Linked DNA regions of Homo sapiens: region 1 is linked to region 2. The links are chromatin contacts, found by Hi-C or POLR2A ChIA-PET in ENCODE. All regions are on one chromosome and are shown on one strand. The core of a region is the stretch at or near the end of the contact, and the rest is flanking DNA. Distances in the headings are between cores, read along the strand shown. Region 1 has its middle 26 kb from the start of CCN6. Region 2 holds the start of AMD1 (adenosylmethionine decarboxylase 1).

Evidence for each region. A loop is a pair of places that touch in the nucleus more often than their neighbours do. ChIA-PET counts read pairs that join two places held with the same protein, here RNA polymerase II (POLR2A). Pooled maps may share reads with other maps.
Region 1: a pooled map shows a loop between it and region 2 (6-fold over the local background). The contact joins the enhancer-like site here to the promoter of AMD1 in region 2. A Hi-C loop is called at or near these places in 6 of 50 pooled maps. POLR2A ChIA-PET finds 5 or more read pairs at or near these places in 2 of 52 experiments (PC-9 and activated CD4-positive, alpha-beta T cell).

Annotation. Positions count from the first base shown.
Region 1 is chr6:112,025,252-112,031,301 of GRCh38, forward strand. No RefSeq gene overlaps it. Among named protein-coding and RNA genes, the nearest start is that of CCN6, 26 kb to the right of the region's middle. Within about 2 kb of position 4,145, at least 7 of the 41 ENCODE cell types and tissues checked have a DNase peak (open chromatin) inside an H3K27ac peak, as active enhancers do.
Region 2 is chr6:110,870,316-110,877,146 of GRCh38, forward strand. It overlaps AMD1 (adenosylmethionine decarboxylase 1), which reads left to right and starts at 4,470. Exons shown (of 9, transcript NM_001634.6): 1 at 4,470-4,900. The coding sequence starts at 4,791. RefSeq lists enhancers at 4,892-5,607, 5,608-6,322 and silencers at 5,045-5,294, 5,355-5,424, 5,455-5,644.

The DNA of each region.
Region 1 (6,050 bases), core at 2,895-5,394, 1.2 Mb after region 2:
AGTCACTCTCCCATTAGCTGTTTCAGTCCTTCATTCTTATTTATTTCCCTTAAAAGTTTTCCTGCTCTTTTGAATTTCCCAGGTTGTGTAAGTTACAGGAACGCTAGAAATGCTCAAGAGAAAGTGATGAAAATCTAGAATCATTTTGCTTTTGAAGTTTCAGTATTAGGAAACAATAAAATAACATAAAATACTTTTCCCCATAGGTCACACCTGGCCGTGTGAGTGCCACAGCTCTGCACCATGCATGGGGAAGTTGCTCGGTATCTAGTGAATCCAAGTAATTGCAAAGCCACCTCACATTCATTGCTCTTGCTGGCCACCTGAGTGCTTTTGTGTATCCATGCTCTGCACTGAAGATAAATTATGAAATGTCCCAACACAACGATGGGTTGTAAATTAGGACTTATTATGTCAGAACTTGGGACATCTACTCCCATCACTGTCACATCGAATAGGAGAGAATTTTGAACATTATAAGACATCATTGGTCTTCTGTGCCAAGGACTGATCTAAGCACTATGTAAGTATTAATTAATTTAATTCTCATAACAACTCCATGAAGTAGGGACCATTACTAATATCATTTTTAAAAAATGAAACCGAAGCACAAAGAGGTTAATTTGCCACAGGTCATCTAGGGCTGCCATAACAATGTACTACAAATTGGGTGGCCTAAACAACAGAAATGTATTGTCTTACAGTTCTGGAGGCCAGAAGTCGAAATCACAGTCTCGGCAGGGATGTGCTCCCCGTGAAGATGCTAGGGAAAGATCTGTTCGAGGCCTCTCTCCAGGCTTTTGGTTGCTCGCTGGCTGGTGGCAGCATGATTCCAGTCTTCATGTGGCACTCTCTATGTGTGCATGTCTCTGTGTCCAAATTCCTCCTTGTTATAAGGACACCAATTCTATTGGATTAGGGGCCCAGCCTACTCTAGTATTACCTCATCTTAGCTTAATGAGTTACATCTGCAGTGGCCCTAGTTCCTTGTAAAGTCACATTCTAAGGTACTGAGGGTTAGGATCTTAGGAGGACATAACTTCACCTATAACAATTACTTGCCAGTTAGTAAATGGCAGAGCCAGGTCTTGAACCTAGCTCTGTTCTGTTGCCCCCCATGTATGGCTATGGTAGTGGCAGCTGTCATTATGTGAAGCCCAGAGTACTTATTCGCTTTCATTTCCTACCTTCATGGAAAAAAAGTATGTCATAGGAGAATAGAACTGTGGAAGATGTTTCCCAATTTTTATGACAGATTCTATGTGTTTTCGAGTGTTTGAATTGTATTTGTGACATTTTTGATGGCTTTCCTCTGGGTTTTAGGATTTACATTGGGGCATTATGGAGTACAGGATGGGGGCTGGCATGATTCCTCCTACCCAGAGACTAGCTGGAAAGCAAATGACTTATTCTTGCATTCCTTAACCAGTAAATAACTATCAAGGCCTCCTATTGTGCCTGGCAGCGTGCTGGGCACAGGAGTAGCTTGTGACCATATCAGACATCAGGCCTGTCCTCTTGGAGCTCACAGTCTTATTACCATAAACTGGGTCACTACAAGAGTGTGATAGATCCCTGGAGTGGGGTGAGCAGGTCACAGAGGCCCGAGACCAAAAAGGAAGGTGGCGGTGAAGACTCAGCTTTTAGTATTGATGAACGCCGATTACCATGCATGGAAAGTCCTGGGTACAGTTTCATATCTTAGAAGAAACAGTGCTGTGGATACATGTGGATAGCATTGAGATCACAGTACTTTCCTGTTACTGAGCGATGAGAAGGATTCAAAGAAGGTAGAGTGAGGGAAAACCAAAATGGCTGCTTTCCTGTGCCCCTTCTGTTGTGATTTTCTGTGCAATGCCTCTCGCCCCTCTGCCCTACCTGAACTCTGTGTAGCTGGGGTCAAAGGTCAAGCTAGAAAACAAGCTGCTGGAAGTGTCACGGCTTACACAGGGGGCATCTGGAGTCTGTTTCTTCTCCAGGTGGAATCCTTCTTTATCTCAGTCTCCAAATACTGGAAATCACACTTTCGGTCACACTCTCCCTTCTCTCATCTTAAAGCTAAAGGCACAGATGGCCCAGAGCACTGGTAGGGCAGAGAACACACCCAGGACAACTCTCATTTGTGAGAGAAGCCAATCCCAAATGAGAAGGTGAGATCTGGGGCAGCCAGCATGGTGCAGAGAGTGCAGTGGGGGGCCAGAAACACATCCCAGCCTGGAGAGAGGCAGGACAGGCGCTGACCTCAACAGGAGGGGCAGCCAGGGAGAGCCTGGGCACACCAGAACCCAAACCCTATGGTCATGAACTGGTTTTCACTAGTTCCTGGATGCTAAGGAGGTGGGATTGCCTCTCAGAGACCCATGTCTACCATCTGAAGTTGTATGTTTAGGGATTTCTACATGAGCGGTATGGTAACATTCATCAAATTCTGATTCTGGTTTATTGGTCCAATCTTTTCCCAAAGGATGCTTTTGGTACATTCTTAAGGTCCTTAATTAAATAACCCTCCCAGGTGTCACTTTAGTTGGTTGCCTGGATGGAGTTGACCTTACCTAATAATTCAAATCTACTCAGTGGCCAAAGTGAGAAAACCCAGAAAACTACACACCTTCCAGAATGGAGCTTAAACAAGGCTTATTTCAGTCTGAGTCTATTACACGTTATACCCCCACTTTACAGCAGGGACTGAGTTGATAATTTCTTTAACCCGCATAACACCAAACACAATGTCTTGCACATGGTAGGCATTAAATACATATGTTGAATTAAACCACATGTTTTGACGTTGTCAGTGAAACCTGCATATACTTGGTAGGGGTTTTCAGACACCCTGTTCCATCTTGCCCCATAAGGCTCCCAAGATCTATGAATTTTGACTGTCTAACCACATCCTGTTGTGCATGGGTACTTGCAGCCAAGTGCTTGCAAAAGCAGTTAACACTAGTGATAAAAGATCACCCAAGATAATGTTCTATAATTGCCTCCAGAGTAGGAGAGCTATTGCTGCTATTGTTTGGAAATTAAGTACAAGCTGAGATTATCCTTCCTGAATTTAGAAGAAGGCAGATTCCAAAAGTGTCTCTCATAGAAAAAAATCTCAGCATTCAAATTGGACTTTAAACACTCACATCTTGACAGGCATGATATCTGATACACAGAGTAGATAGCCCCAGTTAAATAACATGCTGCAGATCCATGTGTAGATTCTAAATCTTAGTGAAAAGGTCAGAGGACTGCCACCCTCCTCGTGGGAGCTTTGAGTATCATGTGTCTGGGTGGTGAATTCCCAGGTTGGACTGGAGGGGTTTACTGTCCTCCAAGAGGCAAAAATTAGGAGAACTTGGCTTCAGTCTGCCTTTGCAATTGCCTGCCTCTTCTTTTCAATCCCCCCTCCCTTCCATCCAGCCCTCAGAACTCACTTTAAGAACGTGAGGGCCTCGAGGTCAAGAGATCGAGACCATCCTGGCCAACATGGTGAAACCCTGTCTCTACTAAAAATACAAAAATTAGCTGAGTGTGGTGGCATGCACCTGTAGTCCCAGCTACTCAGGAGGCTGAGGAAGGAGAATCGCTTGAACCCGGGAGGTGGAGGTTGCAGTGAGCTGAGATTGCGCCACTGCACTCCAGCCTGGGGACAGAGCGATGACCTCTGGGATATCTCCCTAGATACTGAAGTCGATGAAGCTTGGACAGAGTAATGGGTTTTGGATTTGAACTCAATGATTATATCTAAAAGTCACTACTGGCATCTCCTTCCTTTATATTGGACAAATAAAATGCAAACCCAACTGATACAGCTAAGAAGTATGGAATCCAGAGAAGCCACAGACTTACACCAGTGTGAAATGATCGTTCGGTCACGTGGCACAGAGAAAGTGCAAAAACATGGAGTCTTCGTGGAAAGGCCCTGCTTGAGCCTTTCTGTCTATCTGTTACACGTTTCCTTTCTCAAGCGTCTTACTGCTGGAGTCTCGCATTGTGGGAAAGGGAAGAGCTGTCGAAGAAAGGCCTTGATGTTCTTAACTGCTCCGAGGTTAAGAGCAGTTCAGACAAATTTAATGGAAAGACATTTAAAGGATCTATGGCAAGAATTATGCTTCCATTGTGTGCAGCCTGCTGAATTCACCGCAGCCATTTTGGACAACGCCCTCTGCTGGTGGTGGTTGCAGACTACTTGTTCATTAAGACAAGGACCTCTGCCCAAGTAGGTTTTTTCTTGTTACTATGTTGGAATGATTAAGATTGGGCTCGTCTACAAAGGGGCAGCTGCTTTAGAACTGGTCTGAGGGTCCGACAGATGTGTTCTGGTGTGGGTACAGATAGAAGGCAGGAGGAGTAATAGGAGAGAAATGCAAGGTGCCTGTAGTTCTGTCCAGGAAGTTTTCTGAAGACATTTCTTCTGCTGAAGACTTTGCTTAGGAGGCATCCTCCTTAAACCAGCACATTCTTCATCTGAAAGACTTTACTGTTTAAGATTCAGAAACCGGCTAATTTACTGCTCACTCTGCAAATGTTCTACCCGTTCTATGTCTTTGACTGTCAAGATAAATGAGATAGACTAGAAAGCATCTGAGAGTTAGGAAAGCACAAGGAATCATGGCATTTAAGGTGTGGTAGTAGTATGAATTTCTTTTGTTTTACAGAAGAGGCCTGTTTAGTAGGTCTCCTGCCTCCATGTCCTCTGTGGCCGCTCGCCCTGGATACATTTTTGGGTGGAAGGAGAATCTGTTTCTGTATTATTCTGCAATTAGCATGGCCTGGTCATTATGTCCCAAGCACTGTATTCTTCCAGCGTCTACTCCTCTGTTTCCAAGTGATCCAGTAGATCCAGGGAGGCAAAAGGTCACTGTCCTCATGGAAAGGTTAGACCTCTATCCATCCACAGTCTCAGAATAATTCTACAAAGATGTAAATATCATAATTGTGTTTGGGCACAATTTGAAACTTAGGACTGAATGATTTAGAGAGGATGACTGTGTCCTGGGTCTGGGACAATATGCTTACTTGAAATCATTCATGCAGGCATGCATTCAACAAATAGTTTCTGGACACCTACAGTTGCCAGACTATAATTAAAGGCCTCGGATCCACTCCTCTCCCTCTTCAGGCTTTTTGTGATATGGCCCCACCCTACCTATCGGATCTTTTTTCCCACTCAGGCATAACCTGCTTTACTGGCTCTCAAACAAGTGTGTGTCTGGAAGGTGTGTCGCTGCCCGCCAGCATGCTGTGTGTGCTGTCAGCCAGGCCTCCCATCTGAATGTCACTGGTCCTCAGCATGGTGCACACACAGCAGATCTCCAATAAATCTTTGGTTCATTGATTAATCTGTAAAGCTACCATTGTTGAGCATCTGCAAAATCATCAATAAGGAGTGTCTTAGCTCCCCGATGCGACAGAAACAGGACATATTGAGAAACAGAGGAATTTAAGGCAGTTTCTGCTTTGAATTTGAGACTGAAGCTAATTCAAAATGCTGTCAGAAATTTGGAACCATTTTGCTGGCTAGAACTTGCTAGTGAAGGCATAGAGAAGCGTGTTTCCTTTTCCTTAGGGCCCATTTATAACATCCTGGAAACTGTCCTTGGATCCTAAGTCTCTGCTCTCTGTGTGCTAAGGCCTCCCTCTCTAACCCCTCACCTCCTCTCTGTCAGTTTGCCCTCTCCCCTAGACAAAAATAAACCTCATTACTTTCCTGTAAGTCTTACCTTTCTCACCTCACCCAGACCACTGTCTAATTTTCTCCTTTCCTCTGGTTCTTGGAGTTCATTACCATCCTTTTTCCCATTCCCAGAGATGGCCTGAACTCTCACAAACATCAAAATGATCTTCCTCCAAAGTATTTACTAAGTGGCTTTCTGCATGCAGTGCTGTGCTGGACAAACACCAAATAAGTTCATAGAGCAAGGTCCACACCCTTCGGGTGTGTTGTCTTTCTGTAAAGGCCAACAGGGATGGGATGTCGAGAAGTTTTGGTTAGTTAATAAACACAGTACTTCTTTCTTTTCGTTTTATTTCTCTTGTGCATGACCTCTCTCTTTTGTCTGTAA
Region 2 (6,831 bases), core at 3,220-5,719:
TACTTGGTCACTTTAAATTGAATCTAAGGCCAGGTGTGGTGGCTCACACTTGTAATGCCAGCACTCTGGGAGGTTGAGGTGGGCAGATCATCAGTCCAGGAGTTCAAGACCAGCCTGGGGAACATGGTGAAATCTGGTCGCTACTAAAAATACAAAAATTAGCCAGGCATGGTGGCACTTGCCTGTAGTCCCAGCTACGTGGGAGGCTGAGGTGGGAGGATCACTTGAGCCCGGGGAAGTTGAGGCAACAGTGAGTTAAGATGGAGCCACTGCACCCCAGCCTGGGTGACAGAGTGAGACCCTGCCTCAAAACAAAAACAATAACAAAACAAAAACAACAAAAAAAGTTTCCATATCTTGTTTTTATAAGGAAAGTGGTTTTTGTTCCTTTCTTTTTTTCCTCTTCTTCCAGGCTAGACTGTGGACAGATTAAGCCAGCTTCAATAATGAGAATAAAGACTTTACTCTATGGTCAAAATGGGTTAGAAGGAACCTGGTTCCCTGAATGATCTCATGGAACAGAGCTGCCTACTCACCCTAGACTACCTGTCTACCTCTGTACTGTTATGTGAGAGAGAAATAAACCTTAATCTTTGAGTTATTGTATTTGGGGATCTCTTTGCTATAGTAGCTTAGTGACTTCTCAGAAGAGGCAACATTTAAGCTAAGATCTAAATGACAAGAATGAATAAGCCATACCAAGAGGGAGAGAAAGAGCATTTCAGATAAATGAAAATGACCTAAAGGGAGACAGGTCAGTACGGATGGAGTACAGAAAGTGAATGGTAGAGATGAGGTTGGAGGATAATTAATTCAGGACCAAATCAAATAAGGGTTTGAAGGCCAGGGTAAGAAATTTTGATTTCAATTGTAATGGGAAACCCCTGGAGAATTTTAATAAGTGTCATAATTGGGCTTATTTTTTAAAAACATCATTCCATCTTGGGCTATGGAGACATTTAAAAAATTAAAACAAAAAAAATCACTCTAGCTGCTCTGTGTTAAACCAAGTGAGGTGGCAAAGTGAAGACAAACACTACTATAGTTAGAAAGCTACTGCAATAGTTCAGGGGAGCTAATTTTGTGCTCTGAACTAGGGTGGTGGTAGAAATGAAGACAGAGAGAACAAATTCTTGAAATGTTTTAGAAATATCAACAAGGCTAATGATGAGTTGGATGTAGGACAATGCAGGAAAGAGTGGAATCATTGATGATTTTGAGTTTAAGCAACTGCTGTATAACGAGGTGATTTGTTGTGTAAAGGGTGGACCATAAAGAGGTAAGAAGAGATAAGAGTGGAGACAAAGAGGTCAGTGGAAAGCTTGAGTTGAAGACAGCTGAGTTTTTGTAATTTGTTTTGCTTTTGTGGGGAGGAGGCAGATTTTGCTGTGAAAAGTAACAGCTCTTTTCTAATAATGTTAGCTTCTATATGCTTGTTAGGCATTCAAGTAGTCAGGCAAGTGTCTCAAAGGTTTGAAATTCAAGGGAGATGTCTGGGTTGGAGATATAAATTTGAAAGTCATTAATACTATGGGCAGGTCATAAAGCCATGGACTGGATGAGGTAGGTCACCTAGGGAGAAAATGTATGTAGAAAAGAGGACACAGGCATAGCCAAGAGCACTGCAGCATTGGGAAGAAAATTTCCAAGGAAAACCAAAAAAGAGAGATGTCACGAAAGCCTGGAGACTTTTTTCTAGAAGGAAGGCATAGTTAATTGTGTCAGAAGCCATTGAAAGATTGAGTAAATGGGGATTGAGACCATTCACTGGTCTCAATGGCTTTGGCAACCACTGGCTTTGGCAAAAAGTGGGCCTTGAGAATTGCCATTTCAGTCAAGTGCTAGGAATAAATACCCATTTGGAGAATTTGAAGGAGAGATGAGGAGGTAGGGACCACACATATAGACATGTCTTTACATCTTTTAGGGAGTTTTGCTGTTAAGGGAAGCAGAGAAATTCGGTGATAACTGAAGGTAGAAGTGGGGTCAAGTAAGGATTTTTTTAAAATTTGAGTAAGATCTTAATAGGAATGATTACTAAAGAGAATAAAGGGAAGATGTACAATCAGAGGTATCTTAAGAAGGCCTAGTGAATGGGAGTCCTTTAAGTGTTTTATGTGCAAAGTGCTATAGCCAATGAGGCATTTTTAAAAAACTGGAAATCTGGGGGAAAGATGGTCACTCTTGATAGAAATGGGGCTGAGAAGGGAAATCATTTTAGAAATAATGGTAAATGTATTTTGGACATATTGAGTTCAGGAAAATATTTAAGCAAAGATTAACCAACTTAGTACAAGGGATTTTTATTTTTATTATTTCTATGATCTGAAGAGAAACCAGAGTATACAAGGAATTTTGAGCTTCAAGATAACAAGAAAAATGATATATTTTACAAAGGACCAATCCAGTTGGTAGACTATTTAAATTATCCTATATCAAATTAATAAGGATTTACTTTGCCAAGATTCTTGGCACTTTTATATTAACTTAAATTGCACTGGGAAAAAAGCATAATAGTAGTTGAGAAGCAACTAATTATAAGCAATTATAAGCCAAATTATGTTTATACCACAATTAGTGTTTGAGGTGGTTTAGTAGGCAGATTCTTCAGTAAGAACCATCAAATAATTGAACAGCTTGTAAAACACAGAAATACTTCTTTTATCTTTATTCCAAGTAGAGTAACCACATTCTTTTATCATTATAAAATAAGCAACATTTATTATCTTTTGTCCCAATCCGCAGTTTGAGTTGGATGCTTATAAAACATGGCAAGAGGGCTGGGTGCGGTGGCCTCCCAGCACTTTGGGAGGCCGAAGTGGGCAGATCACCTGAGGTCAGGAGTTCAAGACAAGCCTGGCAAACATGGTGAAACCTCGTCTCTACTAAAATACAAAAATTGGCCGGGTGTGTTGGCATGCACCTGTAATCCCAGCTACTCGGGAGGCTAAGGCAGGAGAATCGCTTGAACCCAGGAGGCAGAGGTTGCAGTGAGCCGAGATCACGCCACTGAACTCCAGCCTGGGCAACAGAGCGAGACTCCGTCTCAGACAAACAAAACAAAGCAAGAGTAGTTTATGTACCTAGCTCACAACATAGCTTCTTTCAACAGGTTTCACGGAGACACGTGAACCACGTTCTTGTAAGACAAGAGCTATTCTACAGGGTATCTAGAGTGCAAACCCAAACCATGTCTTTTTCAGTGGATTTTTCATGTTGACATCATCTTATTTCACTTTGGGGAAAGTTTTTTTCTAAGGATGATAGCGAAAAGTCCTTTTGTCTTGTGACAATAGCAATTTTTATGTCAGCTTGGGTTTTTTTCCTCCCATATTCCCAAGTAAAAGTAATAACTTTGTTACCAGTTTTGCCATCTGAGGTTAAACTGTTTGACCATGGCTTGACGACTATTTTATACTTAACACTTATAAAATATTAGACTGATAGTTATTTAAGTTACCACCAGTGATAGCTCTGGAATCCCTGTTTTATTAATTTCCAGGTAAATCCTTCTTAAGCACATGGGAAGATAGCACTGTAAATTTTGGGGGGTAAGGAGAACCTCCATCAATTAATACATCAGCTTGATAAAATTCAAAGAAAAACATGATCAAATAAGTTCAGATTATATTTAACACATTCAGTTTCTAGAAGTAGTTTTGCTGAATAAATTCCCACCAGTTGAGCTAATGGAGCAACGGAGCTGCCAGTGCTTCCCGGAGGCTGCTGTGCTCAGCCAATTCGGAGGCATGGCGAGCCACACGGTGGGAGGTGGGTAAAGCCGGGGCCCTCCAAGGCTGGGCGCCACGTTGCTTTTCTCTTCTGAAATAGGAAGACAATGCTTCTGGCTATTGTATAAACCAGCCGAGGACTGCTTTCATTCGCACATCAGCCAAGGCGTGAGCAGAATTAAAGCGCCTTCTAATTCGACCCCTGGCAACGTGCGCGTCACGGACAAATGTTTAGTTTTAACGCCTGGCTGCGTTCGCCTTGGGAAAACACACTTTTAAGAATGGCCAAGTACCTCAGCAGTCGCGGTGAACTGCACAAGATCAAAACCACCACGCCAACCCAGCGCTGGCCACCGTCCCCGCTGAACCCCGCCAACACCCCTAAGGACCCACCCATGTTTTCTGCTAATCATTTTTTTTTTCTAAACAGCTCTGCACAGCCTTTCCTCATTCCGTTCCCGCTCTCCCCACCCACTCTGCGTTCGATCCGAGGTTTCTAGTCCCCAGCTGGACATCACAGCACCAACTCCCACTCAGGAGCCGGCCAGAGCCCGAGCCGCAGCGCAGTGGGCAGCTCCCCGCGCTCTCCGCCAGGCCCTCGGCCAGCCAGCCGCCACTCGGCCGCGAGTGATTGACAGGCGGCAGCAGCTATAGGCCGTGGAGGTGGGACGATGCGTCACTTCCTGGTCTTTTGGGGGGAGCCGGGATATATAAGGGCGGTGCTCACGCAGCGCTCTCGCTTACACAGTATGGCCGGCGACATTAGCTAGCGCTCGCTCTACTCTCTCTAACGGGAAAGCAGCGGAATACAAGAGACTGAACTGTATCTGCCTCTATTTCCAAAAGACTCACGTTCAACTTTCGCTCACACAAAGCCGGGAAAATTTTATTAGTCCTTTTTTTAAAAAAAGTTAATATAAAATTATAGCAAAAAAAAAAAGGAACCTGAACTTTAGTAACACAGCTGGAACAATCCGCAGCGGCGGCGGCAGCGGCGGGAGAAGAGGTTTAATTTAGTTGATTTTCTGTGGTTGTTGGTTGTTCGCTAGTCTCACGGTGATGGAAGCTGCACATTTTTTCGAAGGGACCGAGAAGCTGCTGGAGGTTTGGTTCTCCCGGCAGCAGCCCGACGCAAACCAAGGATCTGGGGATCTTCGCACTATCCCAAGGTGGGTCCCCGGGGCGCTCGCTGACATCCGGGCCTGGGGGCTGTCGCCGCCGCCGAGGCACCAGCCACGGGTGGAGCCCGAGTTCCCTCAGCTTTCAGTTGGGGGCAAGTCTGCGGCCTGGGGTCGCTTCGGCGGCCTTGGAAGGTGCGCGGTTTGGGGGAGAGCGGCCATGTCCACGCGGGCCGGAGCCGGCTTCTCCCGCCGTGGTTGCCGCGCCTGGCATTGCCCTGGGGGAGGGGAGGAGGCCGGCGCGGCCGCGTGCTCAGGTAACGTCCCGCGCTGGGCGGCGGGCGGCGCGGCCCGGGGTGGTTTTGCGGCCCGCGCCTCCCGACATTTCCCTCCGTAGTAGTTGGCGGCAGGGGCCCCAGGTGGGGGTCGGGGGCGCCTGCGCGGGTTGCCTCCGGCAGGTGTGGCTCGGCGGGCTTAGTCAGGCGCTAATTCGGGCGTGCCGGCTTCGGGGAATGGAGGGCGGGAGCGGCGCTTGTTCTTGCCTCGGGCGCGGATAGGAGGGGCCCTCCCGGCCTTGTCTGAGGGGCTGGCGAAGAGGCCTCCCACCCGCGGCGGCCGCGGGCAGCATGTGGCGTTCGGGCGGCGGGGATTGGGCGGGAGCAGTTATGTCGCAGTGGCGGGGCCCCACCGCTCCCCTAACATGCTCTGCGCCAGAGCCTTTTCGGGGCGGCTGGGCAGACGGCGCAGTCCCCGGGGCCGCCCTCGACACGGCCGCTGAGGCCGCTGGGGGCTGCTCCCCAATCTCTTGACCTTGGGTTGTGTAACCTGCTACGGAGCCGGCGGAGCGGGGCGGGAGAGGTGCGGGTGGAGGGAGGCCCGCCTGCCCCAGGACATAATGCCTCTAATGCCTTAAGCTTGAGCAAAGGAATCTGGGGCCCACTCCCACTGCGGGCCGTCACGCGAGAGATACTTGGGCTGACCGCGCCGAAGAGGCGTTTTAGTTGGTATTGCTGTGGAAATCCATGCTTATATAAAAGCCCAGAGATCCCGTGGATGCTTAGGCCTTGTTCCTGGCGGCGGTCGCACCGGTGGCCACCAATGGCCTTCCTAGGCCCTGCCACCGGATCCCTGGCTCCTCTGCGCACGAGTGCGGCTAGGGTGGCGGTGCAGCGGAGTAACTGGCGTGGCCAGCTTCATTGAGAGGCGGCGACCAATGGGCTCCTGGGCCGCACTCAGAGCCTGGCCCCAGGGTGTGGACCAATGGGCGTTTTAGGAGTGTTAGCTGTTCTTGGAGCTGTCCCTTGACAAAAAGCAACTGGAAAAGGGAATCCAGGCAGACACGTGCTACCGAGACTTTAAGGCACGACGGGAAACCCGGTTTCTAGCAGTGTATCTTGAACGATTCCATTGTAGAAAAAAATACTAGTCATAGCTAAAATGTCACACGTCTCATTTTTTTCAAGCTTCGTGTGACACTTAAAATGTCTATAGCGCTTACTACGTGCCAGGCTCACGTGAGATTATAGGAAGCGGACTTTGGTCATGGAGAAGCTTAGTATTTCCTTCATTTCACAGATGAGAAAGATGGTATTTGTGATAGACGTTTGGTAAAACGATTGTGATCAGGATAATTAACCTAGAAAATCTTGGCAAGAACCTAGAAAATCTTGGGTAAGAACAGTCCTAGAAAACGAATAACAGAAGTTGTCACTTTGGCTTTTTAAATGTTTGAGCCCTTAAATAATAGTAAGTACATGTTCTTAATAAAGGGAAGAAGATTTTGTTCTCCCCAAGTTCTTGGCGGTTTGGCTGTTTAGAGCTTCCTGAGTCAAAGTGGAGAGAGGAGGAAGAGGCTTTTTACAAAGCAGCCTGCTTTCTTTAAATGTTTAAGAACCCTTTTTACTTTGTACTTTAATCAGCCCAAATTGTTTTACTGCTCCAGTGTGGCTTTTAAAATCATGGCCAAAGTTAAACTTTGAAGG